2 separate regions of the Mus musculus genome follow, and region 1 is linked to region 2. Evidence: chromatin loops called from intact Hi-C (ENCODE). Cell type or tissue: heart. All regions are shown on one strand. Each heading gives the region's core, and the rest is flanking DNA. Links, peaks and the distances in the headings are about the cores only. Region 1 has its middle 88 kb from the start of Gm34983. Region 2 has its middle 16 kb from the start of Gm34921.

Region 1 (16,648 bases), core at 4,935-12,934, 85 kb before region 2:
GTGTGTGTATAAAACAATAATAATCAAAGAAAAAGACTCTATCAGCCTGAGAGTATGAGGGGATGGGGAAGGGATTCAAAGATGGGAAAGATCGGAGGGAAGAAAGAAAGTAATGTAATTCTATTTCAATTAAAAACATACTAGATGGAAAAGAGGAAGAGGAAGTGGAGGAGGAGGGAGCAGCTGTACAAGCCAACCTCTCCAGCCAGGCTTGGAACTCTTTCCCTCCCTCTCATACTCCTTTTCTTGTTCATTCCTCTGTGTCTAGCACACTGAATCTCTTTTATTTATCTCTGCATCAACGACTAGATTGCGAGCTCTTTGACAAGGTCAATAACTGAGGCACGTAGGAGGAACTCTATGAACAGTTATGCCAGTGACCTTACTTCAGGAAGTATGTCGATGACATCTCACTTAAAAAACTACATCCACTCTGCTCACAGCCAACCACTGGACTGAGCACAGGGCCCCCGATGGAGGAGTTGGAGAAGGGACTGAAGGAGCTGAGGGGGTTTGCAGCCCCATGGAAGGGGCAACAGTGTCAACAGGCCTTGGAGCTCCTGGGGACTGGACCACCAACTAAAGAATACACATGGAGCGACCCATGGCTCCAGCCACATATGTGGCAGAGGATGGCCTTGTTGGACATCATTGGGAGGAGTGGCCCTTGGGCCTGTGGGGATTCAATGCCCCAGTGTAGGGGAATGCCAAGGATAGAAAGGCAGGAGAGGGTGGGTGGGTGGGGAAGCACCCTCATAGAGGCAGGTGTAGGAGAGATGGGATAGGAGAATTCTGTAGGGAAGACCTGGAAATTGGATAACATTTTAAATGTAAATAAAAAAACTATCCAATAAAAGAAAAAAATTTAGTTTCATTAAAGCTAAGAATTACACACAGAGGGGGAAAAACTACATTCACTCAAAGTGACTAATATTGAGATAGTTTCAATGGCTAGAGAACCATATCAAATTCTAGGAACCCCTGAAATGCCTTTTTAAAAATATTTTTTGTCTTAGAAAGTCATCTAACTTTTGCCAATTTGAACAAGGCTAGAAACTTGTGGCATTTGTTTTGAAACAGAAACAAACTTTTCTTGTGGGCTTGGACATGGTTGAGAAGAGACCCACAGAGATGATTAAAGGCTAGAAAAGAGACTAGGAGACATGAAGGAAGGAGCCAAAGGCAATTTGATAATCAATGTCAACCACGTGGCAGGTTGTTATTTACAGGGAAGATGACTAACTCCTGGTGCCCTTGCCCTCCAAGGAGAGAAACAGGAAATGAGATGAGTTGTAACCTGGAATACTTGGATAAGTAATGAGGCACTTACTTGGAAGAGAACATTATGAAATATTCAAAGTTTTAACAGGAGTGGTGCCTTCTAAGTCTTTTTTTTTTTTTTATCTTCACATGCATACAAAACATGCAGGATCCCCATGGATACAAGATATACAAGATCACTATACATGTAAAGCATGCGAGATCCCCATGCATACAAAACATGCAGGATTCCCCATGCACACAAAAATATTCAGGATCCCCAACTATCTCAAATGTTCTCTGTGAGGTACTGCCCAAATTGTACAGTTCTGGGACCAGTCCTCAGACTGGATAGAGATTTCTGCCACTCAGGGGTCCTTCCAATTCTGAAATCTTGAAGAATGTACTTAGGCAGAACTGAATTTAAGTCACTTTTTCACTAAACATCTATTAGACACAACCCCCCTTACCAGGCCCACCTACCAGCCACCATACTAATAATGAAGGCATAGTTTACAGTAACAGAGGGGAGGCTTGTCAGGGGTCACTCAGAGGAAAAACTGTTGGGCCTCAGCTCTCCGATTTTTGTCTGCCTTAGCACACAGCTGCATTACAAAGCAAATACCAACGCCACATGTTTTTCTTCTGGGTAACACCAAGCCCTAACTGCTCTAACCTCCATGCATGCACATATGCTATTTCCTTAACCTACTATGCCCTTTCCCCAGCTTCCTGACCTATGAAATTATTCTTGTCCTGGAAGCCATGGAGCAGGTAGTAGTGCCCTCTTCCAGCTACAGTATTTCCTCAGCTCTATCTCCCATTCCTGACTGTGATACTATTTCAAGATCCCTACCTATAAGCATTAGAAACAGACTCATTCATAACTCAGCATAATGCAAGAGAACTTACTGCAAGGCTATGAAAAGTCCAGCATTAGCTTGTAGTCCTAGAAATGGCTGAAGTCCAAGGCAACTGACGCCAAATGACAGAACGATACCAACTGTTTTATATCCCAAAGCATCATGGTTATATGTGTCTCTCTTGAGCCATGTATGCCTCAAAATTTTTCCTTCTACCTCCATCTTCTAGACCTAGAAGTAAGTTTCCTTGGCCAATTTTAGGTCTTCTGATTAGCCTATGACCACACTAGGGTGAAAGGAGAATCACGTCTTTCAGCTACTCCAGTGGGAATCAGTTAGAAGAAATCACTGTCCCACCTGCGTATTCAGTATGTACTGTGGTGGGGGTCTACTCTTGGTGGGTACCAATCCAAGAAAGCACAATTAGGAGAGTAAAGAATACTTGCCTCAGGAGAGGAAATCACCGAGATTATTTCCTAAGTAGCATTCTTAACCAAGGAAGAACATAGGGAGATTTTGACTGGGAAGAAAACACACTCACATAGGAAAGCAGAGGTAGGCAAAGTACTTATCACATTCAAGTTAAAGTGTACATTTCTGAGCATGCTCAATTGAAGGTCTTAGTTCAACAAGAGTATGTGTTTTGGGACGAGGGGCAAGAATTGTTCTTGCCACGTTCAGTTCAGTGCTATGAAAACATTTACTTAGGTCAGTTCCAAGAGTATGTCAGAGACTCGGTGACTCCATTTGGCTCTCTGCAAAATTCCCCAGAGTTGTAACTACACAGAGAGGGCAGACTCAACGTAAATGAAGAAATGTGTCTCCAACAGTGCCTGCCTTGCTTAGCTGCTAATGAGTAGAGGAGAGATTATTTCCCCATCAGGGAAATTAGAGGGGTTGGAGAGATGGCTCAGTGGTTAAGGGCACCTACTGCTCATCTTAGAGGACGAAAGTTCAATTCCCAGAACCACATGGCAGCTCGTAGTTCCAAAGAATGGCCTCTTCTGACCTCCTTGGTCAGCAGGCAAGCACATGGTGCGAATATATACTTGCAAGTCAAACACTCATACAACACATAGAATAAAATAAATTATTTTTAAAAAGAGAAGAAACCCAAAGAAGAGAAGGGAATTCGTGGCAGACAGCTCTTGCTCACATTCATTTATCACATTTCACTTTTGTCTTGGTGTTTCCTCTTTGTGCCTCCCAGGATAGGAACTCAGCCTTCTCCTCTTTCATATAATGAATGATCCATGCAGAATTAGGAATGAATAATCTCTGATACCCTGGCTTATCCACTGATATTTGTTGACAGACTCCAGAGGGACAACACTTCTCACCCTGATGCTTAGCAGCTCTAACCTGTGCTCTCACACTATAACAGAGGGGACATGTGCCGTATTTGAACCTTGTTGACAGTTTTGGATGGTGTCCGGGATTAATTCCAAGGCTTTCTTCACACTCGGCAAGCACCCGACCAGTGACCTACATCGTCAGCCCTCTTGGATTTCTTAATGAATTCAAATCGATAGAATAAATCTTGGTTATTCAAAATAGTCCCAGAATTGAGGCCCATGATGTACAAATGCATTAACCTCTTAACCTTAACCTTAACCTCTGTGTCAAACTCACACACCCGTTCAGCTTCTCAGATGATAATCCTCAGGCTGATATTTTACTTAGTTCATGGGGAGTACAGAAAAAGAAATAATAAGAAAAACAGCGCCAGGAGGTTGGAAACAGTCTCTAAACACAATGAATTAACTAAATATAGCAAAAGCGCCTGGGCGTCTCCATGGTTACAGTCAAAAACAGAAACAGGATTGACTGGCTTGGGAAGGCCTTTTCACTACCAGGAACACTCACTGACAACATCGATGACTGTTCAAGCCCCTGGTGCTGGATGGTTGGTTTCACCCAATTTCCAGCTTATTCTAAGTCATACTTGGCCCTACGATAATGACTGCATCGCTGAGATGAATAAATGCCCACCTTGTTCACAGGGGGCGGGGGAAGGAGGCCTTTTATGATTCATTAATAGAATTTCGGCAGTTCAGGATTTAGATCTGAGTTATGACTAAGAGGTATTCTGATACTTCTTTAAGAAGTACTGTCATAGAGACCAAGGATTACAGTCGGGTTCTTGCCAATGAACTAGCAGTGCATTTTTGGCCCTACATGGTATCACATAAAGGTTAGGCATCAAGAGTGCACCAAGCACAAGACTGAGCTTCGGACTCTAAATTTACTTACCAGCCTAGAACTTACCCGGGAATCCATCATTCTGGTCCCTTCAATAAACCAATAAATGTTTCACATGAAGCTTGCATATCTACCCTTATGCTCTGTATCACCAAGAAATATGTCTGTCACATGGCACAGTTTTTTACATATTGAATTGATGATACTCTATTCTCAAGTGTGTGGGGCGGGGAGGCAGTGTTTGCTAGCAAGAGCTTCACATTAATGTTACATATGGTTTGCTCCTATTTCGAAGGGTATGACAATTTGGAAATGTTGGAAATTTTAAATTCAAATCTTACTTATAACTAGGATAGTATACTACTATTTTGCATGTCTACATCAAAATTACTCCTTTTCCATGACAGAGAAAACTTTTAAACTTCATTTTAAAAATCACTTGAAAGACAGGCCAGCATGAAGGTTCAGTATGTAAAGGCATTTGCTGTCATGGTTGGTAACCTGAATTTGATCCCTAGGACTCTAGCTTAAGTATATACATGTGTACACATGCACACACACACACACACACACACACACACACACACACACACACAACCTAAGTGTGATCTCTGGGTTTTTGGCATGTACACACACACAAATATAATTACATTTTTTTTAAATGAACAAAAGTTAGCTCTCATGTGTCCAATCCTGGGTTTATAGGTTGGCTGCAGTCTGATGGAAAGAGACCATCAACTACCCTGAGACTATTTCTGCATTGCTTCTGTAATATGCAGCCTCTTTGTGAACCTGTTTGGCAAAGCTGAATTGTTCTTGCTGCAGCTGCAGATTACCTGCGGTTTCGAGTGAACTACTGTGTGTGCATTGTTTATTTGATCCCCTCTTCCTGTTGAAAAAACAGCTGGAGAACAGACATCCTGCTGCTCAGAGCCTCAGGCCTTGGGATATTAATAGGAGGCCACAGAAAGCATCCACATGACTTCACCTGTGGCATGAACGGCTAAAGGGACGGAACTCATCAGGGGGACCTGATTTAAAACATGAGCTGGCAGTTTGTAGTCCATATGTCTTCAAATCCCAATAACTGCCATTTGCCAAAAAAAAAAAAAAAAAGGCTCCATCACGTAGGATTTGGCCAGGGAAGGAAAACAACCAGTTTCCAATAAGAAGACAGAAAGGCAGGCTTTGATAGCCTAGAGCAGTTATTAGAATGAAATACTTATGTGGTAAAGCAAGAAGGAACATCACGTAATTTATAACCATTGCTTTGGTGTTTAGCAAAAGATGTGGGAATGGATGGAGAAGGGTGTGTAGATGAGAGTTGGCAGCTAACAACCATACAAGGTACTTTCATATGTTTTCCATCATGGGTAATTACTTGTCCTAAAGCAAACGGGGCTATTGCACAAGCATCCTTCCGAATGTTCTTCCTGTTCCCACTTGGAGCAGGGAAAGTGGATAAGGAGAGAAGATGCAATCATAAAGAACTAATGCTTTCATTCTCCAGATAAGGAGATGGGGATCGAAGGCTTATATGACCTATCTAAGGCCCTTGATGTAATGTCTGCAGTATAATAGGGCCAAAGAATTCCTGAAACTGGGATTACCTCGTGATTATCCATCCCCCAGTCTGTAAGAGGAGACTGTGAGAAAAATATTCTGGAGAAAGAATTTCCTCTTAAACGTAATTTGGTGCTACTGAGCAGAAAAAAAATAGGCTAATAAATACAACATTCATTATTGAAGACCCACTTGAGCCCTTACTGCACTGTGCTTAGGAAACTCTTACATACCTGTAGGCACTTGATATCTCAGGAGAGCTGAACATGCGCACACCTTTTACTGTTGGCCATGGTGGTTTGTTGGTTGATTGGTTGGTTGGTTGGCTGGCTGGCTGGCTGGCTGGTTGGTTGGTTGGTTAGTTAGTTTTTGGATGAGACAGGGTTTCTCTGTATAGCCTTGATTGTCCAGGAACTCACTCTGTGGACCAGCTGGCCTTGAATTCACAGAGATCTGCCTGCCTCTGCCTCCCAAATGCTAGGAGTAACGGTGTATGCTGCCGCCACCACCTGGCATCTTCGGACTTAATTTTCAATATTGACATCAAAATCACCGAAGAGCCTACTCCATTTCCACAAGGGCTCTTTGATGCTATCTTGAGAAATTTTGTCCCCAACCACAGGTACCAACTCATATAAAGAGATAACTGAGCGAGAGTGCAGGATGTCCTGTTTATGTAATATAACTGATACATCCCCTTTAGGGGCTTTTTAATCTTAATATGCCACCCTTGTAATTACGAAGTTACCATCTCCACTTGAATCCAAGAATGAATCTGTCAGATACAGGCAACTCCTACAAGCCTTAGAGATTATATCAGGAGCATGTGTCTTAACGTGTTGAAAAAGTACCCCAAATCTGATAGGCTTTATAAATATTAACATATAAACAACCCACTCCTAAGGAGCGGGCTTAGAGGCTCTCTCATCTTATTCTTTAGTGCAGTGCATAATCTCCCGCAAGAGTCTGTTTCCTCTGCTGTATAATGGAGCTAATAATAGTCTTTTGCCTGCAGAATCCTGATGCAGATGAAGTTAGATGATGCACTATACACAATGCTAGGCCCCTAGATGGTAATGCCTTGTATCCATTGACAGTGCCTCAGACTTCATTCCACAAATTAAAACCCCTGAAGACATAAGGTAACGGCGAAGGTGGAAGGCTAAGCACCTGAAAGCAGCAGAATGCAGATGATTAGTCCAAATGAAGTAAAAATGACAAAGGGCATATCTGTTCCTAAAACAGAAAAGGCCTTAGACATAGGTAGAGCCCTTCTGCTGCCTTTGCTCAGTGAGAGGGACATAAAATACGTCTGAATGACAGTACAAAGGACTTACATCATACAGAAGGAAGAATTGCTACACAGTGGAAATCATGGGGGAAAAGTGAATTGTGTTCAGACAGAGGAAGAACTTAAAACTGAAAGATTACTTGAGATTATAATGTACTCACCTCATTATGTGCTTCCCTCTCCTCCCTCCATATCCTCCCATTTATTCCTCCTTGCTCACTTTCAAATGAAAACTCATCCCAGCATTTGGGAGGCAGAGGAAGGCTCATCTCTGAGTGTAAGGCCAGCCTGGTCTCCAGAGTGAGTTCCAGGACAGCCAGGGCTACACAGGGCTACCCTGTCTTCAAAAACCAAAACAAAACAAAACAAAAATAAGGACTTCCTGACAATTGTGACAAATGTCTCCTCTTCACTTGGTTATGAACAATGTGAAATGGTCTTGAACATCCTAGCAAGCTGTATGAATTAGGATAAGTCTCAGGGACATAACAAACAGACTAGAAGCACAGAATCTATAATCAAACAGAAATGACTTCTTTTTCATTTCTGTATACAAGGAGTTGATAGGACAGTAATGTAATCCTCAAAATATGTCTCCCACCCTAGGGTACAGGCAAGCCCATCCAGTTGAGAAGGACAGGTGTACAACCCATAACACTCACTCAGGCTTTAAGTTACAGCCCATTAGCCAAATTTAGTCACTCAGCCGTATTAGTTACAAGGGAGATTGAGATATGCAGTGTTGTCCTGGAAAGCCAGGTGTCTAGCAAAAGCTCAGAACATGAAGCATGATGGGAGTATGTCTATAGAGGGACACTAGCAATGTCTGTGTCACAGAACTGAAGTGGGGAGTGACCTCAATGCCATTACGATAGCCAAACTCAGAATCTGAAACTTGGTGCAGTATTTACGAATACTGCGCAATGAGCAAAGACCCTGGCAGCATAAATCGAGGCAGAAGCACAAACCTTCTTGTTGGTGTAACAGAAACCTGAGTCACTGCGTGATACTGGGGCCAAGCTACATCTGTAAAGATCTTAATATGCTGACCTAGAAGAGATGGAGTGCAGCTATGTTGGGATGCAGACAGCACTTAGCATCATGCTTTTAAAAATTCAAAAGTCAGGGGGAGAGCACCCTGAACAAGCCTAGACTAGCCTGAAGAAGAGCGTTCATAGCTTGTGAAACACCAGGCTGGATGAAGTGATAACACCCCGATTGACTTTGAGAAACTATTTCTAGGGCCAAAGAATAACAATTCTACTTCCTGCCAAGAATGTGTTTACCAGACGCCATCTTGTAAAGTCTTAAGAAATCTTTTCCAACCTGTTTGAAAGAATTTGTTACTTACTTGTCTCAGCTTCAGATTCTCTACACAAATTCTCTGGATTCGGAGAATCCAGAATGTTTGCTCCTGAAGTGCTTGATCGTTCATTAACTTAGAAAAGTTTATCTTAATCTCCTGGTTTTCATTAATAGTTGGTTCTCTTCCCTAACTGCACACCTGGAGGGGAAACTTTTACACTACAAAGCAAAGACAGTTTTCCCCAAAACAAGAGACTACACCGCAATTTCTAGTTCCTACATGAACAAGAGATGGGGGAGGGGGAGACAGACACTAAAATATAGACCCATCAAAGATGAGCCTCAATCGCTTGTTTAAAATCAATATAAACAAAAGTATTCCCCTTGAACAGCTCCACAGGATGGCTGAGGAAACCTGCTACATTAAGCAAGGCACTGTCGATTATAAAAATTCTTGGGAAGGAAAAAAGTCTTGACTTTCTGATGCAACAAACTCATACACACATACTCACACACAGACACACAGACACAACACATACACTCACTTATACACAGATACGCACACATAAATACCCACTCACACACACACACACACTCACTCATACAGACACACAAATATACACATGTACACTCTCACACACAGAAACATCTGCTCACACAGACACACAAATATACACACATAGACTCACTCACACAGACACACACAGCTACTCACACACAAATACACAGACAAACACACACTCATACACAGATACACACGTACACAAATGCACCCAGGCATACCTACTCAGAGATACAGAGTCAGAAATTTTAACCCTGTTTCCAGATATGCCCCTTTCCTTACTACATGAATGTGGATAAATCCTATGAAATTTATTTGAATTTCAGTTTTCTCATTTATAAAAGAAAATAAGTTGAAAGATATTATTTCTATTGATCAGATTTTTCTCCTTTTAACTGCCCATGAGTTTTCGAAACTGATACTTTTTTTTAATTAGGTATTTTCCTCATTTACATTTCAAATGCTATCCCAAAAGTCCCCCATACTCTCCCCCCCTCCCCTACCCACCCACTTCCACTTCTTGGCCCTGGCGTTCTCCTGTACTGGGGCATATAAAGTTTGCAAGACCAAGGGGCCTCTCTTCCCAATGATGGCCAACTAGGCCATCTTCTGCTACATATGTAGTTAAAGACACGAGCTCTAGGGGGTACTGGGTAGTTCATATTGTTGTTCCACCTATAGGGCTGCAGACCTTTAGCTCTTGGGCACTTTCTCTAGCTCCTCCATTGGGGGCCCTGTGTTCCATCCAATAGCTGACTGTGAGCATCCACTTCAGTGTTTGCCAGGCACCGGGATAGCTTTATCACAAGAGACAGCTATATCAGTGTCCTTTCAGCAAAATCTTGCTGGTGTATGCGATGGTGTCTGCATTTGGAGGCTGATTATGGGATGGATCTCCAGGTGTGGCAGTCTCTAGATGGTCCATCCTTTTGTTGCCCCTTCTTAGAATTGGGAACAAAACATCCATGGAAGGAGTTACAGAGACAAAGTTTGGAGCTGAGACAAAACTGATACTTAACAAATAGCACCGAATGGGAGTTAAAAGCCTTCCTATTTCACATCAAATTTAGTGAATGACATTCTTCCCAACAGTTCAAGAAAAACTCAGATTCTAATTATCCCTTGCAAAATTAATATTTATGAAGAATATGGATGAAGTCTCAGACCTAGGCTCCATCCCATAGGAAGAAATGCAGGGTGGGTGGGAGAAGGACAAAACTGTGTTTTAAAGAACTCTCTGTTTTCATCTTCCTTCCACAAGCATATGTCACTTTATTCGTTGCTGTCCCCTCCAGTGTGGCTTTATTTATGATTCCTATCCTGCTGACAGTAAAATGTTTATAGCAGATGATCCCACCATTAATGTTAGCTTCAAAGGATTAAAGCTAATTATGGCATTGATTTTGAGTACTTCCGGCTGACTTAGATTTGCTCTAGAAGGATATTGCCATGACCCCCGATGACCGTCAGACTTCCAAGGATCTCACTAAAGCTCAGCTTCATCAACTCCACCATGAAGGCAGCAAGCTCCAGGAATGCAGACCAGCTCTGATGCCCAAATTCACTCCACTAAGACTGTGCATGTCCTGGATCCAGCTCCTAGTAGGTCAGTCCCAGATCTCTTAGTGAAGGAAGAAAATATCAGTGCTCATTCTCAACAGGTCTGCCTCTAGTCAGGGATGGTTTCTGAGGCTAGACTGAAAACACAAACAGAAATTCTGCAGAGGAAAAATAGTGCCATGTCTATAGGGGAAGCCAACACATCTCTGAGTACACACGAGATTGCAGGCAACTATGCAGCTAGTGGTACCAAGCAGCCTGGGCTTTCTCCCTCAATTAGCTCCCCTCCCCAACCCCTAAATACTCCTCCCTTGTCTCCTTACTGTCCGTCTTATAAATCTTGAGCATCTTTAAGTCTTGACTCTTATCTTACCTTTGCCCTCTTCTCCCATGAAATTTTCTCCCTTCTGAACATGATACCCACCCTCACGTCTATAGCATCCTGTTCTGTGACAGCTGAACCCCTGCTGCATTCTGTCCCCCTTGCTCTGAGGGGAATGGGTTTTACATGAACTATATATCGCCTCTTGGTGTGAGTAAGTCATGGGTATCTCTACCCTGGTTGCAGAGGACAAAGTTCTGTCTCTCTTTCCTGCTTAAAGGAATGTTTGTTTGGTTAGTCTTGAAGGGGTGATAACAGTCAAAATCTGTAACACCGGAAGCTGGTTCATACCCAACTACATCTGTTTTACAAAACCATTTACACCTCAAAAAAAATGGAGATAACCATTTACCTCATTTCTTTCTAAAATTAAAGTTTTATTTTCTGTTTTAAAAGCACAAGGTGGTATAATTGGTTTGCAAGCATCGAGTTACACTTCTCTTGCTGTAAATTTCTCTAGTCATACATGCTCAAAAGCCTCAGCTTCCCATAGATCATTATAAAATGAAGAACTAATATCTACTAATAAAGAAAAATTTAGGTCTGGATCATGGTGGGGAATGGGGAGAAAAATCTATTCTTCTGGGGGAAAGTCATTAGTTTTTTAGAGAAAAGAAAGTCCCCTATTTCCAGAGACTATCGATCTAAAGGGACACATCTCCTGCCATTTATTGAGGATCAAGAATCATTCAAAGGCAGTCTGGCTACCTAGTGAATTGTAAGCTAACCTAAGCTAGGTACATGCACAACTTTAATCCCAGAACACAAAAGGCAGAGGCAGGTGGATCTCTGCTCTTCCTAGTGAGTACCAGGCCAGTCAGAGCTGCAAAGTGATATCCTTTCTCCAAAAAAAGAAAAAAAGAAAAGAAGGAAGGAAGGGAAGAAGGGGAATTGGGGGCAGGGGAGGAAGGGAGATGGGAGGGGAGGAAAGGGGAGGGGAGAGGTGGGGGACACATGTCTAGTATTTTTAGGTTCTTCTGTAGTGATATTCTAAGACCCATTTTTAGGATTCTTGTAAAAGCTAAATGAGAAAATGATGATGAAGTTCTTATCATAACAGAGCCCATTCTATACTTCAAATAATTAATGGCTGATATTTATCTCTCAGTTATTAACTACACATTGAGAATTGATTTTGCTGTAATTTTAAAAAAGCTTACCAAATAGACCGTATTATATAGCACTGAAAGCAAACTGAGATCAAGAAAGTTAAGGACTGTTTCAGACTCTGACTGTTTGTACGATTCGTATGCCAGAGCTCTCCGGAGGGAAAGAACTGACAGGACGTGTGCACAGTTATGAGACCCATTAGATTGGCTTATAGGAGAATCAGAGGCTACATCGACCCACAATGTCTTGTGATGGCTGCTTTAAGTTGTCACCTTGATTGGAGAAAAAGATGTGTAGAGCTGACGAGACACATCTGTGTGCCTTGGGGGACATTTTCAGAGATTGACAGGTGAGTCAGAGCCTGAGGATGGGGAGGACCCATTCTCCGGGTAAGTAGCTCTTCCCCATCAGCAGCCAGCATGCAAAACAAACGTGAGAAAGCATCACTGTGTCCTGCTGGGGAGAGCGCTCGCTCGTTCTGAGTGTGTCTCTTACTTCTGCTGAGAGCCTCTGCTGACATCACACTCCAGCCTCTTCTGCCTAGCAACACGAATTCCACACCAGCAACCTTGCAGGCTGTCAGTGCTGCACTGGGAATGCTGAGTTTCCTAGCCTGGGAAATTTCTGGTTTCTCTGCTGCTCCAAGTACAGAAAAATACTGGTGGATTACTCAAGTCCTATCATGTAAGCCTATCTAAATTCCCTTTTATAATAGACACAGATATACAGACATAGACACAGACACACACATACACATATATCACACATATCTAGACATATATACATATATCACACATATATATACACATATATAGATATCACACACATATATACATATATGCATAAGTACATAAACATGCACATTCTAATGTTCTGTTCTTCCAGAATACAGCTTCTTACACACACAGATACATATATATATATCACACACATATCTAGACATATATACATATATCATATATATATGCATATATCATATATATACGCATATATAGATATCACAGGCATATACATCTATACATAAGTACATAAACACACACATTCTAACTATTTTCTTCTTCCAGAATACAGCTTCTTACACACACACACATATATATACACATCACATATATAGACATATATGTATATCACATATATATGCATATATAGATATCACACACATATACATATATGCATAGGTACATAAACACACACATTCTAACAGTTCTCTTCTTCCAGGATACAACTTCTTAAACTTTTTCCACATGTATCCCATCTTGCCTAAAAATATTTTACATAACTTCAGGTATATAGGTATATGAAATAGGTATATAAATCAAATATGTACTGATAATAAATTTGCTTTAAAGCATTTACTTGGGATGCATATACATTTGCCATGTATGTATTAAAGATAAAAGCAAATTCTCATGTGGATAAACTTACTTTTGCATAAAGAATTAAATCTTGGATGCATATTTGCTGATTGAAATGTTAAGTTTATAATCAGGACTGCTAAGAAAGCTGCTATAGGCACACACACACACATACACACACACACACATACACACACAAGTACAAGAGGGAAGAAATATGTTTAGAGCCATTTGAGAAGCTGTTGAAATTTCTGTTCTAATCCTCAACCATAGATTACTTAGTGATTTTTTTTTTTAAACTGGGCTCAAGTCAGCAACTCAGACAGCAAATTTTTAAATTTAGGATTCTAATGCAATACAAAGATGTATAATTTGGTACTTACATGCTAAGGAGCTGTGGCACAGGAATGCTAAGTCTTTGTTTTATATAAATAAGTGATTATGTTTCTATAACAGCAGAGAACTTTGTATGCACAATAAAAACCCAGAAATTCATAACACAATAGATTGGACTCTGAGCCATTGTATCTCAGGCGACATTTATTGCACTGTATAGGATAATGGTATATGCGTATAATGTAAAGTACGCACGTTGTACATTGAGAACTAAGACTTCAATAAGCCATGTAACACAGGCAAGTACTGAAGACACGTTACCTGTTTAATTCTGAATGAATTTTTGGTTGCTGTACATTCAGAAAACATTTACCATTGCCAATTTTTATGACCGCCCCCCTTCCTGGCATACTCAGAGTTGCATGAGCCCATATGGAATGCCAACCCACAGTTTAAGCTAGGCTCTAAAGAACCATGCAGCCCAAGAAGTTGGCAGCCTCAGAACAAAGGGACCAAATAATACAAACACGTCTGAGGCTGAAGGTCTAGATCTCCAGAGAGTTGCTGGTGTGAGTCTTTATTCAATGCCTGGGGAAGGTGGCGTGTGGGATCTGTGTGTGGGTAATAGGTGGAAGCAGAAACAGAAAACACGTCTGTTCAAGAGGAATCAAGTTTGTATGTTTGTATTATTCGACATCAATTTTCCACATTCCCCCATAAGAAAATCTCTGGAAACACTCTCATAGACACACCCAGAATTGTACTTTACCAGTTCCCTGGGCATTAGTCACTGTAGTCAAGCTGGCCCAGGATTGGCCATCTCACTGTTTCTAGGAACACCAATAGCTACTCTTCTGTAGCTGAAGCAAGTGGGAAGGGTTTCGGACAGGACGTAGGAACAGATGTTCCTATTTGTAGGAGAGAGTTCCATTGTCTTCTTGAATTTAGTCCCCCTTATTTTATCATTATTATCTAAAATGATGTCTCAAGAATTACCCAAGCCAGACAGTGGAGGCACATGCCTTTAATCCCAGCACTTGGGAGGCAGAGGCAAGTGGATTTGTGAGTTTGAGGCCAGGCTGGCCTACAGAGTGAGTTCCAGGACAGCCAGGGCTATATAGAGAAACCCTGTCTAAAAAACAAACAAACAAACAAACAAAACAACAACAATAATAATAGAATTACCCAGCCCAAATATACTCCTGTAACCCTGAATCCTTCCCAATTAAAAGCAATTATAGAATATGAGTATAATTTGATATCGTTTTAAAGGAAAATGACCCCTTCCTTATTCCTTTTTGTGGTGGACTGATTATGCTTGGCTCAGGTAGTGGCACTATTAGGAGGTGTGGCCTTTTTGGAATAGGTGTGGCCTTATTAAAGGGTTGTGCCAGGAAACGTTCAAGAACCCCCAAAAGACCACCAAAGAGCCGATTCCGATGTAATCACATTAGCGTCTCTTAATTTAAGCTCCAGCTTCAGCTCCCCACCAACCCTGACACAGGAGGAAGGTGGAGCAGCCTGGAACCCTCAGCAGGACAAGGTTTCGTAGGGAACAGAAGTTAAGTGAGAGGGTAGCCAGTCTGGCAGTTATCTAATAGAATAACTACTGTAAGCCGACAGGTGGGTGCTCTGAAGCAAGACTGTATACAATCACAAACGGCCCGAAAGCACATCTGAAACAACCAGACTAATCTCTGATTTACTGTTGCTAGGAAGTAGCTATGGAGTAACTCAGGCCAAGGACAAGCCGTGGGGTTCTTCCTGGTACTTGGGTATAGCTTGGGTTTAGCTGTGGGTCAAGTTCTTACACCTTTTTTTTTTTTTAAAGATGGGGGCCAGTTCCAAGATGGAGTAGGCTTGGCCTCTCAAAAGGAAGTGTGGGGGTGGGCAAGAGATCCTCCAAACCACATGGGAGTCAGTCTTCTCTTGTCTGCCTTCAGAACAAGATGTAGAACTCTCAGCTCCTACAGTGTCATGTCTGTCTGCCTGGACACTGCCATCCTTCCTTCTATGATTTCATTGGCCTGAACCTCTGAACCTATAAGCCAGTCCCAATTAAACGTCCTTTATAAGAGTTGCTTTGGTCACAGTTGCTTTGCGTCAGAGCCATGGAAATCCTAACTAAGATACTTTTATTCACCCAGATCCTTGGAATAGGAAAGTGATACCTGCAACGCTAACAGGGGACACAGCAATAAAAGGCACATCCACAAAATGGTACAGGAGAAGGTTAGAAGCATCTGCACCTCAAATACAAGGAGCGGAGGCCCACCATGTCAGCTCTGGCTTGCCAGCAGCTGGGCTTTCCACGGAGGCAGAAAGAAGACTCCTAAATTAAGAAACGGTTAGTCCTATCCCCCTTAAAGCGTAGCACTAGCATCTGAGTGGGGCGTCAAGTGGCAACCATACACAACCAACAGCCAGCCAGCCATCTGGAGCCCTATGCTTTATACTCAAACTAGCTCCTGCTATACTTCCCCACACTGAGCTAGCCTTTGTACCTAGGTCACATGTTACAACAATAGAGAAGGTTGGCTCTTGCCCTTCTTAGTAAAGACTTGTGAAAGAGAAGCTACAGGTATAGCTAAGAACATTCAGAAATGGCAGTGGACACAATCTGCCCAGGGTTTGCAGCCCACGTTCTTGGAGCAGTGTATTACATCTGGAGACTTTTAAGGATGGAAAAAAAAAAACTGCTCATTTTTCCCTGTTCTCACACTGAGCTCTTTATAGAGAGAATCCATAGACTTAGCAAGGGAAAAATTCCACTTCTAGCTTCTGTCTTAACGATTTATACAGAGAACGGGCTTGGATAAAGCCATTTCTGTGAGATGGTCCTATCCAAGCCTGTTCTAT
Region 2 (16,648 bases), core at 4,768-12,767:
ATACTTCATTCCTCTCTAGAATAGGGAATAAAATATCCAGGGAAGGAGTTGCAGAGACAAAGTTTGGAGCTAAGACAAAAGGATGGACCATGCAGAGACTGCCCAACCCGGGGGTCCATCCCATAATCAGCCACCAAACACAGACACTATTGCATATGCCAGCAAGATTTTGCTGAAAGGACCCTGATATAGCTGTCTCCTGTGAGGCTTTGCCAGTGCCTGACAAATACAGAAGCGGATGCTCACAGTCATCTATAGGATGGAACACAGGGCCCCCAAGGTAGGAGCTAGAGAAAGTACCCAAGAGCTGAAGGGGTCTGCAACCCTATAGGTGGAACAACAATATGAACTAATCAGTAACCCCAGAACTCATGTCTCTAGCTGCATATGTAGCAGAAGATGGCCTAGTTGGCCATCATTGGGAAGAGAGGCCCCTTGGTCTAGCAAACTTTATATGCCCCAGTACAGGGGAAAGCCAGGGCCAAAAAGTGGGAGTGAGTGGGTAGGGGAGCAGGGCAGGGGGTGGGAAGGGTATAGGGGACTTTTGGGATAGCATTTGAAATGTAAATGAAGAAAATATCTAATAAAAAATCAAATGAAAAAAAACAAAAACAAAAACAAAAAACCAAAGAGGGGAAACCCAAAGGAATGGGAGCTAGGATAGGAAAGTATGTTGCCAGTGATCCACTCAGGTTCCAGCAGGACTCTCATGGGCACTTGTACCTTTGCGAGCCTCTTTTCCATATAAAAAAAGAAAACATATTTTCCTGTCTTGCCATAGCTACTAATTTAATACAGGTTGGATTCATGATCATACATGTTTATTGTTATGTCAAAAATAAAATAGATCTTAAAATAAAAAAATAATAAAATAAAATAAATAAAATGCCTCCAGCATGGTGGTATTGTAGATGAAGTAGAAGGTAACGATTTGTTAATAGTTTTATGTTTCGATGACATGATGGGGCACTATGGTTGTAGAAATCATTCCTGAAGGGCTTAGGCAGACCTGGTTCAAGGTCTCTGAAACTCTGAAAACTCATATCAAGAGGTTGCTCTCGGGAGATCATTAGCTAGGAGTCTAGAATAAATGAATAATTCCTGACTTGACTATGATCTCCATCTACAGACAACGATGTAATGACGATGTTTCTTGAGCCCATAAGAATGGTCTGCTGTAAGTACAATAGAGGTGGGTTTTTTCTTTTTCTTTTTTGAAGACACTGACTTAATTCAACCCAACACTGTAAACCACTCATCATCCCAGGAAGGAAATTGAAGTGATTTCTCTGGTGTCAGTTCACAAAGACATTTCTCAAGAGGAAAATACAAAACGCTTTCATCTTGACTTTTAATTCTCTCATTCTGAACTCGATTACTTTCACGTATCAGTTTGACCTTCATCCGTTTGGGAGCCTTAAAGGTGCCATTGGACTTTTGCAGGTCCTCTTGCTGTAAGAGGGACATGAGGACACTTCTATGGATCCATGCAACCAGACCATTCCCTTCCCTCCCATTGACTAACTTTCCTTGTCAATGAAGCATCCCCATTGGCAAGAAAAATTCATAAACCATGAACCACACTGCTTCATAAAATAATCTAGAACACCATTTTGTGTCTTTAACTCCAGCACTCGGGAGGCAGAGGCAAACAAATCTTCATAAGTTTGAGATCAACTTGGTCTACTGAGCAACTTTCAGGACAGCGGAGTTATATAGAGAAACCCTGTCTGGAAAAAAAAAATCAGATCATTCAAATTCCTAAAGCACATAAACACAAAAATAATTGTTAAAATGGTTGTCCTGTGTGACTTAACAAGCAGGCCATACATGTAATAGTTTAAACAAGCTGGCAAAGATGAATATGAAGTAGCTTGTGGCACCAATGTTGCTTAGTTCTTTGGATCTGGATCAAGTTGACACAGCTGTGGAACTAAGATGGCCTCATTCACATCTCCAGTCTCAGCTGGAACACAGCACAGGGTTCCCATTCTATTCTCTTTGAGGCCAAGTGAAGTGTCTTCCTCAGGTGACCTCTGGTTTCATAGCAGCCAAAGAACAAGTTCCATTGTGCAAATTCAAAAGGCTACGGTATCCTGTTTGCTAATGTCCCACTGTTAAGGAATTTTAATCTACCAACATGGCTGCTCTGGCAAGGGAAAGATCTTCTAGGTCTACATGACTCTGCTGGAATGCAGACATGCCCTGAATTACAATATGACCTGGCTGGACACACCCTTAGTACACACTTTCTATCCCTAACAATGAAGGTAAGGTTAGTTTATAGGAGGCAGCAGCCATGTTTGAAAGTGACATCTAATTGGGGGGTAGACAAAGTGATGAATCAGATAAAGATTTGACAGAATGAGTCGGAGATAGGATACGCCCAACTCACAGGAGAACGGCCCAGGAAAGAGAGGTTACTTAAGAGCAGAAGAAGAGAGGGGGTGGTGGTGGGGTGGGGTGCATATACATGGCAGTTTTACCAGGACAGTTTTACAAAGACAACAGGCAGAAAGAGAACAAGTTAGACATAGGTAAAGACAGAATGAACCAGAGAATGATCCAAAGATTAAAATATATTGCCAAAGTTAGTATAAGGCCAAGCAGAGTAATTCAGGCAGAAATTGAGGGAAGCTAGATTGAAACAACCAGCTTCGAAAACTACATTGTATGGAGGCTAGCAGCTTCCAGGCCTAGGTCTAAGCCTAGGGATAGATAGATGAGAAAAAGAAGCACTCTGGCTCAGTCCACGCTGTGTATTTGTATAGCTTAGGGATGGCTCTCGTGCCGTCCCTTCATCTAAGTAAATAAAAGCAGTATTTACATCCGCACTGGAAAAAAAATATCAACTAAATCAAAGCACAAGGGTAAGAGAGAGAGAGAGAAGAGAGAAGCCCAACATGGTCTTATGCATCTCATCATAGCTACTCAGAAAGCTGACACAGAGACATAAAAGGGTTAAAAGTTCAAGACCAGTCTAGGCAAGATACTGGGATATGGTCTCATAACAAACATCAACAAATGATAACAGGAAATAATCTCTTCTGCTGTACACAGAAACAGCAACATCACAATGACAGAAGACTTTTGTACAAGATGGAAGGGATGGCCACAGCTATCTGCAAACTACCAACAATGTCTCCACTCTGGCCACTGTGCATGGGAACTGATAAGGAGACGTGATGACAGAGTCAGTTGAGCCAGAATGGACCATTGACTATTGTGACCATGAACAAATGAACAATTACTATTCAGGCAACTAATTTCTTAAAATAATCTGCCCAAGCTAACAGAAACAGCATCTGAACCCATACAGTAGATAAATATTCCCTTCTCTTTTTTTTCAATTTCCTGTTTTAAATCCTTTTTTTAAAAGTGTTTTAAAGTAAAATAAATAATGTGATTTTTCTTCTAAATTAATTAAATCTAGCTTTGTAATTTATTGTTGTTGATTTGTTATTTTTGCAATGAGGTCTCACTGTGTAACCAACACTGACCTTGAACTCAGCATCTGTCTGCCTCAGCCTCCACAATGTTGGGACTACACACATAAAGCTACCACTCCCACCGTGCTCATATAGTTTCAACTAGACAGAAAAAGACGAACCAAGTGTTCCAACCAGAAAACCAATTATAGATTAGCAACTTGAACACAGGGTTACTTTCACCATTCCCAGCTACCCTTAGAGAAGGAAGAGGCTTTTGATAGGACAAAACCCAAAGGAGTTGAGAAGATGGCCCGGTCAGCAAGAGCAAGCTAAAAGGCCTGGGTTCAAATTCATAGCACCCAAGAAAAAAAGTAGAGCTTGTCTTTCGTGTATGCTGGGAGGAATTCCAACACTGAGGGGGCAGGGGCAGATAGACTTCCAGAGCTTGCTGCCTGGTTACCCTAACAAAAACAACTCCTCTGTCTGAAGATATTAAGGTGCAGAGCAGTAAAGGAAGGCATTCAACATCCTCCATGCTGTTGGTCTCTGCACGACTGCACACAGGCACATACGTGTGCACAACACACACACACACACACAGAGAGAGAGAGAGAGAGAGAGGGAGAGAGAGAGAGAGAGAACACACATTTGGTGTCTCAAAGCAAACCATCACCTGCATTTGTTCATAGTATGACATGGCAAGGCCAGACTGCAAGCAGTGTGTTTTCTTCTGAATGCATTCAGAATCCACAAAACAGGTTGCAGGGCAACCCCATTCCAAGTTTGAAGCTGAAAGAAAAGATTTCCTCCTCTCTGATAAACATTACTCGCACGGCATTTCTAGACTAGTCCTTCTGAATAGAGCAGGGGACGTGCCCATGCAACACTCTCATGATTAGATTCGAGTTTTGCCATTATCCGGCTGTGTGATTTGAGATGCATCACGTGGCTCTTCTCGTTATTCTCGTTCAGAACCAGTTAATTGAAGTGGTCAGACCAAGTAACTTCCCTAAATGTTGGTTTTCTAGGAACTAATTGAACTAGCTATCTCAAGTTTATTAAGTAAGGATGAAGCGTGGCGGTGAGGGTATGTGTATACCAAGTTCAAGGCCCTACCTTCAGACCCAGTGCCAAAATTCATGAAGAAACAAATAATTAAATAGCTTTCCCCATATCATATCAGGGAATATTGGAAGTATGGTCACTGCAGCATCATGATCAAAAATATAAGCTTTGGGCTGGAAAGATAGCTCAGAGGCTAAGAGCACTGACTGCCCTTCTGTAGGTCCTGAGTTCAAATCGCAGCAACCACATGGTAGCTTACAACCATCTGTAATGAGATCTGATGCCCTCCTTTGGTGTGTCTGAAGACAGCTACAGTATTCTTATATACACAAAATAAATAAATAAATAAATCATATATATATGCTTTATCATCAGTGAGGACTCTTTTTAGGCCTGTCTCAGCAACCAACCGGCCATACAGATCTCAGGTAGGCGTCTGGGATGCTTAGCTCCTATACAATGAGAATGATAGTTATGCGAAAATCTACTGAGGATACAGTGATGCACAGTGCACGCTTGCACCTGAGGAGCTCTTCAAAAAGCATGTCCGTGTGTTTGGCTAGAACTTCAGCTGTGCCTGCTAATCCTGCCCATGCATCGTGTGTCTTGCTCACTATTACAAAGGAAATCTGAAATTGCCTCTGTCTTGGACTCATGGAACCTGTCTCTGTTGGCAGAGTGAACGGACAGAAAAGACCTCGAACTCCGCTCAATTCAACATTGTGGGTCCTGGGCTCTCTCAGCCCTACCCAGGTTGTTCCTGCTTCCCTGTTTTTAACATTCCTAATTTTAAGCCTTAAGGAAAATAAAAGGTTCAGGCTCAAAGCTAAGTAGGAAAAAAAAACAAAAAACAAAAACAGGTTTTTAGACCAGCATTGTCTTCCTACCCAATTCACGGTGGAACTCAAGTCCCAGCTCCCCAGAAAAAGAATGCCTTCCAGACCTCTGAAGGAAATAAGACACTCGGCTTAACCAGTAATTCTGGTCTGTCCATCCTGATGGACAAAGGGACAAATAATGTTGAAAACACTAAGGTATTTTTATTCTTGTGCTAAAAACAACTACGCCCGTTCACAAAATGAGAAGCAATTAAGATGGCATTTAAGCAAAAGGATTCCTCACTCTCCTAGGCCTTAAGGGTCTCCTACATAACTGCTAAAGACAATAACAGTAGTCATGCAACCTCTATCTGAGAATCTCATCACCCATTGCCTAAGCCTTTCACCTTAAGAAGGAATTCACTTGGGGGCAGGTCCATGGCAGAATAAAACGTAGGCCCATATAGCAAATGAATAAATAAAGGAAAGTTACATAAGAAGTGACCACTCTAACAACTATGTCTTCTTAGTAACAAGGTCATTGGAGTTTTGCACTGAATCCTGAAGACATGGGGATAACCCTTCCTTCTTCCTTCCTCCCTACTTCCTCCCCCAGGCCCAACCCACACAACAGGCAGCCTTAAGGGTTGGACACATTCCAGCCTGATCATCCCACTGGTCCAAGGAAAACCAGTTGGCCCTTGGCAATCCCACCTGCCTGGTGCTGTAATCTTCTGTATGGAGGAAGAGGAAGAGGGCGAGGGCCGGAATGAGGCCTGGGGAGATTAGACTCCGGGTATCTGGGTTGTGATCTCAAAAGAAATTAGAGAATTCCTATGAGGGGAGAGGTTGGTCTTGTAGGCCCCCAGCCCATCCATCCATCTTGAGAGAAGTCAGGACAAGCCCTTCTTAAGCATGGGGATCAAGGCAGAAATGCATCAATACAGCCTTCTTTCTGGGCATCTCAGATTTGCTCCAGGCGACAGAGAGGTCCTTCTCCCACAGACACTCGGCCCCCGTGGAAATTCTCTGCATTTTTAACTACTTCTAGGTGACACCTCCATTCCTATAACCTTAGCCATAAATGCCTGACAAACAAATGTCAGGCAATGAGCTGCTTTCGAATGTCTCATTCCTGACATTAGTCTTTGGTCTGAAAAAAGCAGCTCAAATTTCTCATTTTCTCCAAATTCAGAAAGCTTGTCTTTTCTTGACATTTTATCCTTCCCTAAAATAATCCTACTCTTTCTTCTTTCTCCAAGGGGAAGTATGGACACACACGTACACACATGTACACACACACATCATATGTGAACATCATCTTTATGTCATCAACCTTCCCTCACTTTCTGTAAGAATTAAGTAAATTTTTTAAGCTCATACCCAATGATGTCTCTATTACTGGGCCTTAATTATTCCCTGATGTTAGTAGCATAGCCTCTTTAACCGTATCCTTGCCAACAGTGCTAACATTGAAATGGGCTCCAATCAAATTTTCCATGATATGATTTTGACATTCATTTTCTGGAGCCCAATGGTGTTTCTTAGTCCTCCACAGGAATTAGGTCTCAACATGGCAACTCTACTGTCTTATCTGCTCCTTTCTTCATCCACTCCCGACCTGATCTAGTCCTCTAAAGCATGCAGTCTCTTCTTCACCCTCTAGGATTCTGGTTCTGAGACAGCCCAGCAGAGGCAGAACCTGTGAGCTATCGCACAGTGATCCTCATGAATCTCCAATTAAGTAAAAAGGAAAAGGAAAAAAAAAAAAAAAAACCCACCCCCATTCAAAGCAAGTACCAGTTTCTTAACCAGAGTCTAAAACCCCTCTTTGCTGGCAGTGCAAATTGTAACCAAGGTTTCAGGATGTGCCCAAGGCAGTAGGTTTATTTATTTTATCCATTCAGCCCTCTAACATCTGCCACAATGGCCATGCTAATTCTCCCAAGAACGCGGGTTGAACGGGGTCAGCTGTGTGGGTGTGCAGCTTGTGCTGACCACAGACGAGGCAAACATGGCTCCCACAGTTTGATGTCATCGATCCAGAATTCTTGGTAACCTCATATTTTGTCTTTCCAAGTCCACCGAGATAAGGAGCCACATGCAGGAGCACGGGAAGTCCTCAGCCTCTGCACGCCCACCTTGTGCGACCACCGCCTTCCCGAGGGCATTGCCCTGTCTTGTCCTAGAAGCACAGAAATCCTGTACATCTAGGATAGACTGGAGGCCAGAGTCCCGAGTCACGTTTCATCTGTTGGCTAGGCAGGAGTAGTGACTACATCAAGAGACTGCATCTAGCCGGGCGTGGTGGGACACGCCTTTAATCCCAGCACTTGGGAGACAGAAGCAGGCAGATTTCTGAGTTCGAGGCCAGCCTGGTCTACAGAGTGAGTTCCAGTTCCTGGACAGCCAGAGCTATACAGAGAAACCCTGTTTCGAAAAAGAGAGAGAGAGAGAGAGAGAGAGAGAGAGAGAGAGAGAGAGAGAGAGAGAGAGAACATCTTCCATTCCGCAGAACTCTTTCAGCAATAGCAGGCGCTTGCTGTTTGTCCTATCAGATCCTATGTTAGTCCAAATGCTTCCTTGTTATTATCAACAGATGACCCCCCTCCCCAAATGACCTAGGGGGGAAAATAGATGAAGAACATACAACCAATAATTTCTCTTCCTTCTAGGTCCTCCTTACTTATCGTCACATAAAAGGTACAAGGTTAGTAGGAGTTTGCATTTCCGGGGGTGGGGGAATGGGCTGTGCCCTTTTTTTTTTTTTTTTTAAATAGCGTTTCTACTCTCCAGGTACAAACAAAATGCACACAGGAAACGTGTCTATCAAAATGTCCCCACTTATATTTGCATTGAAAACTGGCCTTGAGTCTATGCAAAGATGAACAGTAAAATCCATGCTAAGGTCTTCTTTACTTAGATCTCCGGGAAATGGCAAATTGAAACCACCGTTGCAGGTTGAAGGTGAGGCTGGGGAGAGAAAGGAAGCGCCGTATGTTCCCTGCCTTTTAACCGTGTCTTCTTTCCCGCTGTTTGAACAAGAGGCGCTGGATTCTATTTTCAAAGTGGGCCACGCAAGTTAGGTATCCGCCCCTGGTGAGGAACGAACGAGGTCAAAACTGGGCCGTAGCTCAGCGGGATACAGACATTTGTCTGGCCGTTCCTTTTGACACCAGCATCCCACGCTCAATGCCCTCCGAGCGAATCTTATCTCCCTCTGGATTAAAGCCAAAATTCTCACCGTGCTTCTGCCTCTCCAACACCTCCCCTGCTCACCCGCCTTCCCTCCTCCGTGGCTCTGGCCAGGCTACCCTAAGTCATTTCTTCTAATCTGCTATGCATTCCCCTACCCCGGGGCACCCTTCCTGAAAGCAGCTTTGACCCCACCCACCCACCCTACCTATCCCCTTATCCTATTCACTTTGAATAGGATAAGGGGACCTCCACATCTCTTAATCTAGGGTAACCCCTCTCTTCTCGCTTTTCATTTCCATGCATATTGTAACTTCCCGCTTATTCTAGATCTCCTCCGCAGGAATGGAGCGCTGTGAAAATTTTGTTCTATTTTGCTCACTTCTCCCTACTCAAAACTAGGTCAGTACAAATACCCACTAATGAAGCCAACATACTTTATAAAGTATGAAGTCACTTAGATTGAGATAAGGAAAGCCTACTTAATATGAGACATAAATCTGAATGAGCTTTCAGACGACAAAATTATCTCTCACTGGGATCCACAAATGGGGCCTGATGTCCAAAAGTCAGGAAGTATTTTGTTTAAGGAAATCCACCCAAACAGGGCGCCAAGGAGCCTGTGGCTGGGAGAGGGGAAGCGGATTCTGCCTTTAATGAGCGCCATCACGAGCAATAACTAGGAACTAAAGCCTCCAGTTCTTCGGTTGCAAAGTGGACATGATATAATAATACCTGCCCTTCTCTCTCGCACCTTCTTCTGGGTGCAATACATGAGATTATAAATGCACACCTCTCTTTTTTTTTTCCAGTGCTGAAATATTAAGGAAATCTTTGCCCTGATCATTAAGGCAACAGTTGGCCCCGGGTAGGGGAACGGGCCAGCAGGGCTTGGGGCCATTAGCTAAGACTGGTGTTTGGAGAGAAAGCAATGAAAAGCCTCACAGCAGATGTGGATACTCGCTGGTCTCTCACTTGGTGACCCCCATACATCTCCCAGGCGACATGAATGTTACTGGGCCCAATTAGCATTACCCTTTCACATAACATTCAAATTCCTGGACTTCCGAGGGCAGCCGGCCATGGCCATATAAGGGAGGAACGGAAAAGCACAGATAAGAGGAAAGGAATGGAGAAAGCAAAAGGTTACAGGGGGCGGGGGAAGGAGGGTTTTACATTCCCCCACACAAAGAACAAGATGTTGCCCCAAATTCTGTTTTCTGGAGGGAAAGAATTAACAAAAGAACTTCTACCAAGAGGCAGGCCATTCTCTGTGCCACTACGAGCATGTGTGGTGGGGTCTAGTTGCTATTACTATGGCTAATTTGTTTCTACTTACAGGGTATGTTGTTGTGTGGTTTTCTTCTCTTGTTCAGTTCATCTTTCACGGCCTCTGCCATTTTCACTATGCACAGTTAGTCATACCAAATCCACTTTATGCCCTAAAAACGTATCCCTGCCTTGACACAAAGCAGAGCTCTGTACATCAGGGCTCTTGCCTCCACCAAAATAGATTTCTACAATTCATTTTCATGCTGACAATGTGCATGCAAAGACAGGAAGGCACAGAAAATCAAATTGCTCAAGATTTTAAGTCAGGAAGAAGAATCATTTTAAGCACCCCCCATCCCTCTCCAGACCCCCACCCCCACCCCCACCCCCACTAACGTTTCTGGTAATTTAAAGGCTCCAGAAAACTTAAGCAGAACACTTCTCAAATAAAAATAAAAATGCTTTGACGTGTACCAACAAAGGGAGGGAGAAAGGGTGTCAAAAGTGGGCCGGCTGACAGCTCTCCTGACAAGGAAACCCTGAACCCTATTTTTAAACCTATCTGTGTAATTTAGGAGAGAAGTCACCATGTCTCCTGATAAAGCCTTTGGAGGCGGCTGGAGGATAAGTGTGCGGTTCTGAGAAAGGCAGCGCCGCCCACACTGAGAAGGCAGAGCCTCGCTCGAGCTTCTGTCTTTTAGCAGAACCAAAAAGAAAGAAAGAAAAGTGCATTTCCTGGGGGTGCGGCAGGAGGGGACAGGAAGATGGAAGCAACTACCAAAAGAAAAAAGACACAGAAGGCCCCAGATCTGAAAATGGGGTAAGCACCCACCCCCACCCCACCCCACCCCCACATCATTACTGATAACAAGTCAAAGACGAGCACCTCGAGGGGATTAGGTGAATGGCATGGAGAGAATTTGCTCATGACTCAAGGCCTATGGAGTACCGTTATTTCAAGTAACTCCATGGAGAGGTGGGACAGATAGGGGAGCTGCTTCGCCTCCGTGTAACAGTGAGGAGGAGCAGAAATAAGGAGGCGAGATGATTTGGTACAGGGATGAGGGCGGCCCTTAACTCCCAGCTGTTTGCAATGGAGCTGATGATGCTGTACCTTTTGAGTATTGCCATTAAATAACAGTGCCAAGTAAGCGTTCCTTAACACCACCATAGTGAAAGGCTTGTCCCGAGGTCCATGAGACCTTGAGTCTGTGAAGAAGGTAGCCACCAAACAAGGCACTAGACACAGTGTCTTGCGGGGGTGTGGAGAACAAAGAAATAAGTGGGCTTCCTGCCTCCTTCAGCTTCTGATTAGACTAATACCTGGTCTCGACTTGTAAGCTGACTATGACCAGTCTACGCTCCTCAACCCCCAACCCCCTCTACTGGCATGCACATTAGTGCGCGCATGCGCAAGAGCGCAAACACGCCCCAGGCTATAGCCAAGAGCACAGCAGCCAGCTCTGGATGGTTGACCCTGACACAGGCCCCAAAGGGCAATGATGTGACCGAATGAATGGAGTCTCTTATTAAAAATTAATTTCTGTCAAGCCAGATTACATGTGAACACAGCCTCTTTGTGATCGCCACCGTGATTTCTGGAAACAAACATAGGCCCTACTGTTGCCAAAAGCAAGGCCAGCTTAGGACAGTCTTGAGTCTTGATTGGCCAACACAGCAACAGGTTCCCCAAGGCTCACAAAGGCATTTGTCCCGTGGAGGACAGAGAGCTGCCTCTTCTATTTCTCCTCCTGCCCTGCACCCACTGCCTAGTTAGAGACTGCAAAGCTTGCTTCAGAGTGGTCTTGTCGCCTGAGAGCTTAAGCTTTCCCCTGAGAAGACAGAAGGATCATAGCATCATTGCCCTAAGTTCAGGGCTGACACTGGGGAAACAAAAGAGATAGCATGTGTAGCCCTTGAAATGCAGAAGGCAGGCCCTGCAAGGACAATTATTCTGTCTCCTACCACCCCACTCCTGGGCACCTTACCTGGGACATTAGCTTCTGTAAAGTTGCTCCTCAGTTTAGCCCATTAGACCCAGAGTGGTGTGAGCAGTTTAACGTGTTATTTTCTTGTGGCACAGGGTGGAAGGAAACAGAGATCTGGGATTAAAACACTGTCGAGCAAATGCACAGATCTCATGCATCCATAAATGCAATCTTTGATTTCTCCATTACATCTTTGACATCTTCTATCATGAGAGTAAGAAGGGAGAGTTAGGGGGGGCAGGGTGCAATTCTTGGTGTTGCTATACCTTAATATAGTGGCAGTATTGGTGAGTTTGATCTGGCATCCTTGATATAGCATCATATGATCTTTTGTGAATGGCGAGAACCTCAGCATTTGTAATTTGTGCTAACTCTTCTGGCTGAGAAGGAATAAGAAGGCCCAGTGTGTGTGCGTCCATCTAAAAGAAGGTAACCAGAGGGATTTGTGAATATAATCATAGTTGCGTAGAAATATATACATATCCTTGTTAGTTTTGAGAGTGAGGATAGAATTTGGGTAGAGTTGCCCACACCCATCATCACCTTAGCACTTGGGGAACTGAACCAAAAGGATTGCTGTGAGTTTGAGACTACCCTGCTACCCTGCATAATAGGCAGACTATTAAAATCTAGTGTGTGTGTGTGTGTGTGTGTATATATATACATATATATGTATATATATACACGTATATATACGTATATATATACGTATATATATACATATACATATATATACAAGGCTCAGAGATTATCATGGAAGAGATGCTTGAAGATTGTAGGAGCCAGAGGTAAGGAACAGCTGCTGCGAAACAGCGTTTCTCAGACACAATAGGGTCCACGTATAATACGTGAACTCACAGTGAGATGCAAAAGACCTCCATAAAAGCAAGCCAGCCAAAATTCTAGCATGAGCAGTAGAAGGCTCATGAAGTATGATTTCCCCTAACTGAGGAGCCATTGGCAACTGATGGCTGCCAGGGGAGAGACAGTTTTCTCCATATACCACCTAGTTTCCTGTGGTCCTATGCTGGTGTACATCCTGGCAGTACTAGGTGGACTGGGTGGGGATGTGGGAGGAACTGGAAGGAATAGAGTGTGGAAATGGAATATGGAAAACACATATTTGAGTATGAAATTATCAAACAATAAATAGAAAAATGGCATGAACTCTAACACCCACCAGGAATATATGGATATTTATTTATAGACCACTGTACCATATATTACAGAACGTATTTTTTTTTTTGAAAGCCCAAGACCTGGCCATCAAGATATGGCTAAGCCACAAAATAATTCTATTTTAAAATGTCAAAATTACACAGAGCATATGCATAAACCACAAGAAAGGTAAATTGGAAATCAATGATGAAATGTATATAGGATCTACTTCCAAATACTGGTAATATTGCATAAGACCTAGAAAAAAATTGTCAGAGAAATAAGAAGATATACTGAGCTGAATGATAATGCCAGAGGAGTCCCTGCTTTGCTCTGTGTTTCCATTGCTGCTGCTGAAGTACCATGGCCCAAAGCAAGTTGGGGCAAAAAGAGTTTATTTTACTTATACTTCCACATCACAATCCATCACAGAAGGAAGTCAGGGCAGGGACTTGAGACGGGAATCAAAGCAGAAGCTATGAAGGAGTGATGCTTATTGGCTCGCTCAACCTGCTTTTTTAAATACCACAGGACTACCTGCCCAGAGATGGAACCACCCACCAGGAGTTGGGATCTCCCACATCAAGTATCAGTCAAGAACACGCCCCACAGACATGCATACTGATCCATCCTATGGTAGCTTTTAAAAATTATTATGAGGATCCCTTCTTCCAAGGTGACCCTATCTGGTGTCTAGTTGAAAGAAAAACGAGCCAGTTCCTCCCGAGTCTATCCCACTCGGCAGAACAGCATCTCACACGGATGAAAGGGACATCTAGAGCTTCCCATGCAGAACACAGAAAAAGGAAAACTGAAAAATTAAAGATCCAATATTCCTACATCTGAAATAAACAAAACAGAACAAGATGACAACAACAAAACTGAGTTGGCTAGTGGTGGCAAACACCTTTAATCCCAACAGGAGAGAGGCATGTGAATCTCTGAGAGTTCAAGGCCAGCTGTGGTCATAACGTGAGTTCTAGGACAGCCAGACAAAACATTTCTTTAAAATAAATAGATAGACGATAGATAGATAGATAGATAGATAGATAGATAGATAGATAGATAGATAGATAGATAGATAGATAGATAGAAAGGCAAGCTTTAAAGAAGACTAGAAATCAAAGAAACAGTAAGCAGACTGAAAATTAGCATGATCGAGGGGTTGGGTAAAGACACTTAAGCTCTCTCTTCTCTAAATGGTCTGCAATTCCAAGTGCAAGAAGCAAGTCAGATTCCCAAAGACTTTCTCAGAGTCCTTGAGTAATTTAGTCTATTAATCAAGCGTCCATTCATTTCCATGGTCTCCCAGGCCAACAGTTACCTAAGACTTACCAGTATCCCAACACCCGCCCATCACCTACCTGATGACTTACAGAGGCTCAGATCCTTTTTCAAGACTTCACTTTACAATACCTACTGAGTATACAAAGTGCACGACCCAGCTTTACGCATGCACTTTATGAACACACGCTGTGTCCCTACTTGCCTTTGGGGTCTATAAATACTCCCTAAGCATTTGCTAGGCTCCAGGCACCCTTCTAACGATGGATTAATTACAGTACTTATAATATATCTGTTATCATGTCCTATTTTACAGTTGAAAATACTGAGGCTTGGAGAAATTGAGTTTAGCATCAGACAGTACCAGCTGAGTGCAGATTTTTTTTCAAGCCATCCAATAGCTGGGGTAATTTTGTTTTGCCTTATTGTTTTGCTTGTTTATTTGTTTGTTCTGAGACAAGATCTCACTATGTAGCTCTGGCTGGAACTTGCTTTGAAGACCAGGCTGGCCTCGAACTCACAGAGATCCTCCTGCCTCGGCGTCCAGAGCGCTAAGATTTACTGGTGTTCCACTTGATTAATTTTTTTAAAACACGGAAGAGGCTCCAAAAAAAATTTTAAAGGAAAATTCTTTCTCACAACCCACCTGTTTATCTAGCCTGAGGCTTGAAAACCCTCCTCCCTTCCTGCCAGTCTGGGGGTCAAAGGTGATTAATTGATGTACAGTGCTTTTTGTGTCTTGTTCTGTTTGCTTTTATTTATTTGTGGGTTTGGGAGGGGTGGTTGTTTGTTTGTTTGTTGTTTTTGTTTTGTTTTGTTTTGTTAATTCACTGTGAGATAAAACACCAGGCTGCTTTCTCTCCATAGTTTGAGCATCCTAAGGAATCCTTCTGCTTTGTTTCCTGTATGAGCTCTGTTTCTGGTATGATTATGGATCCTGCCACACCAGACAATCCACCTTCATCTGGCCGGGTCCTTAGGCTGAAGGCAAAGTTAAGAATCAATACCAGGTCACGAGCATCCAACCTCATCAGATGAAATGTTTCCAAGGGAGAAAAAGTTAAAGAACGAATCTAGAGGAACAAAGATGAATGTCTGAAGCAGCAGGCTCAAGCACCCATTTTTCCCCCATGGACCCTTGGAAGAGCAAGAGAACAGCCCCCGGTAGGAATAACCTGCAATAAAAACTCACAGTTCTGAAACCGGACAGCGCCAAATGCAAGGTTAGTCCAGGTCTCAGAGATGGCTCTGTAGGTAAGGCGCTTGCCCTAAAGGGCGGGTAAAGTAAAAACTCTGGGAGAATTCTCCAGATTTAATACAACCAAAAGGTACTTAAAGTTTGTGTCGAGCTTTCAAAACCCTCTAAGGTCTCTTGGCGGTCTCCAGATTAAACACATCTCTCACGGGGTAGCGCCTATTTCTATGGGTGCGTGTTCTATTCAGGAGTGATGCAATCTTCTGTCCGCTGTGTGTGTGTGGGGGGGGGGGCGGGAGGGGGCGGGGGGTTAGTTCTTGGATGCCTTTCCTGTGATGGCGAAGCGGAACCTGGCTTCAGTTCTTCCATGTCTCAGAGAGCAGCCCATGCGGACCTGCACGTTGAGGGCTGTCAAGCAGGAAGTATTTAGTAAACAGTGCTTGTCCTCCATTGATTCCGAGTTTACTTTAAGAAGGCACTTATCTCTTGTAAAAAGGATGGCTTCCCTTGCCAGTCACCTTTTAGAAAAGGCCTGCAAGAGGCACTCCCTGAGGACGTGCAGAACCCCGGGTCAGCCGCTTGTGCTTAGAAACAAACAGCGGTTATCTGATGCATCTTCCCGGCACCCTCTTCCTTCTAGAGCAGTGGTTCTCAACCTTCCCAGTGCTGCGACCCTTTAACACAGTCCTTCATGTAGTGGTGACCCGGACCATAAAATTATTTTCTTTGCTGCTTCATAACTGCAGCTTTACTATTGTTATCACTGAATCATAATTAAATATTTGATGGGTGACCCCTGGGAAAGGGTCGTTGGATCCCCGAAAGGGTCGCGACCCACAGGTTGAGAACCACTGTTCTAGCGCCGTTCAAGACCCTACTGGGATATGTATGTGTGAGCATGAGTATGTACAGAGAGAGAGAGAGACATAGAGAGACTACAATCTTTTGACCTAAACCATAACTATAATTTCTTCAATGGCAACTTATGCTTTAAACAACCAAAATACACAATTTTAGAAGTAGGAAGACCTTTAAAAGCCACATTTATTGTTCAACATTATCATTTTGCAGATAGTGATATAAATTCCAGATGACGCTAAAAATGCCAGAACTTGCTATACATTTATGCCAACGCCTTTATATTTGTCCAGCTGTTGCGGGTGTAGCTCAGTAGGTAGACTGCATGCAAGAAACTCTGGGTGTAGTCTGGGTAAAGAGAGCATGCCTGTGATCTTAATATTC

Evidence for each region. A loop is a pair of places that touch in the nucleus more often than their neighbours do. Peaks named below come from ENCODE experiments on the same cell type or tissue, not always from the same donor. Only the 100,000 strongest peaks of a DNase experiment are listed, where the experiment ranks them.
Region 1: a loop joins it to region 2, with 2.0 times the contacts of the local background. A loop is called at or near these places in 2 of 42 quality-filtered maps.

What each region holds. Positions count from the first base shown.
Region 1 is chr10:99,363,917-99,380,564 of GRCm38, reverse strand. No RefSeq gene overlaps it. Among named protein-coding and RNA genes, the nearest start is that of Gm34983, 88 kb to the left of the region's middle. In heart, for the core only: no CTCF peak of the experiment used is centred there; no DNase peak of the experiment used is centred there; H3K4me3 peaks cover 225 bases.
Region 2 is chr10:99,278,858-99,295,505 of GRCm38, reverse strand. No RefSeq gene overlaps it. Among named protein-coding and RNA genes, the nearest start is that of Gm34921, 16 kb to the right of the region's middle. In heart, for the core only: a CTCF peak has its summit at 9,182; DNase peaks (open chromatin) are centred at 8,515 and 9,585; H3K4me3 peaks cover 3,056 bases; H3K27ac peaks cover 5,388 bases.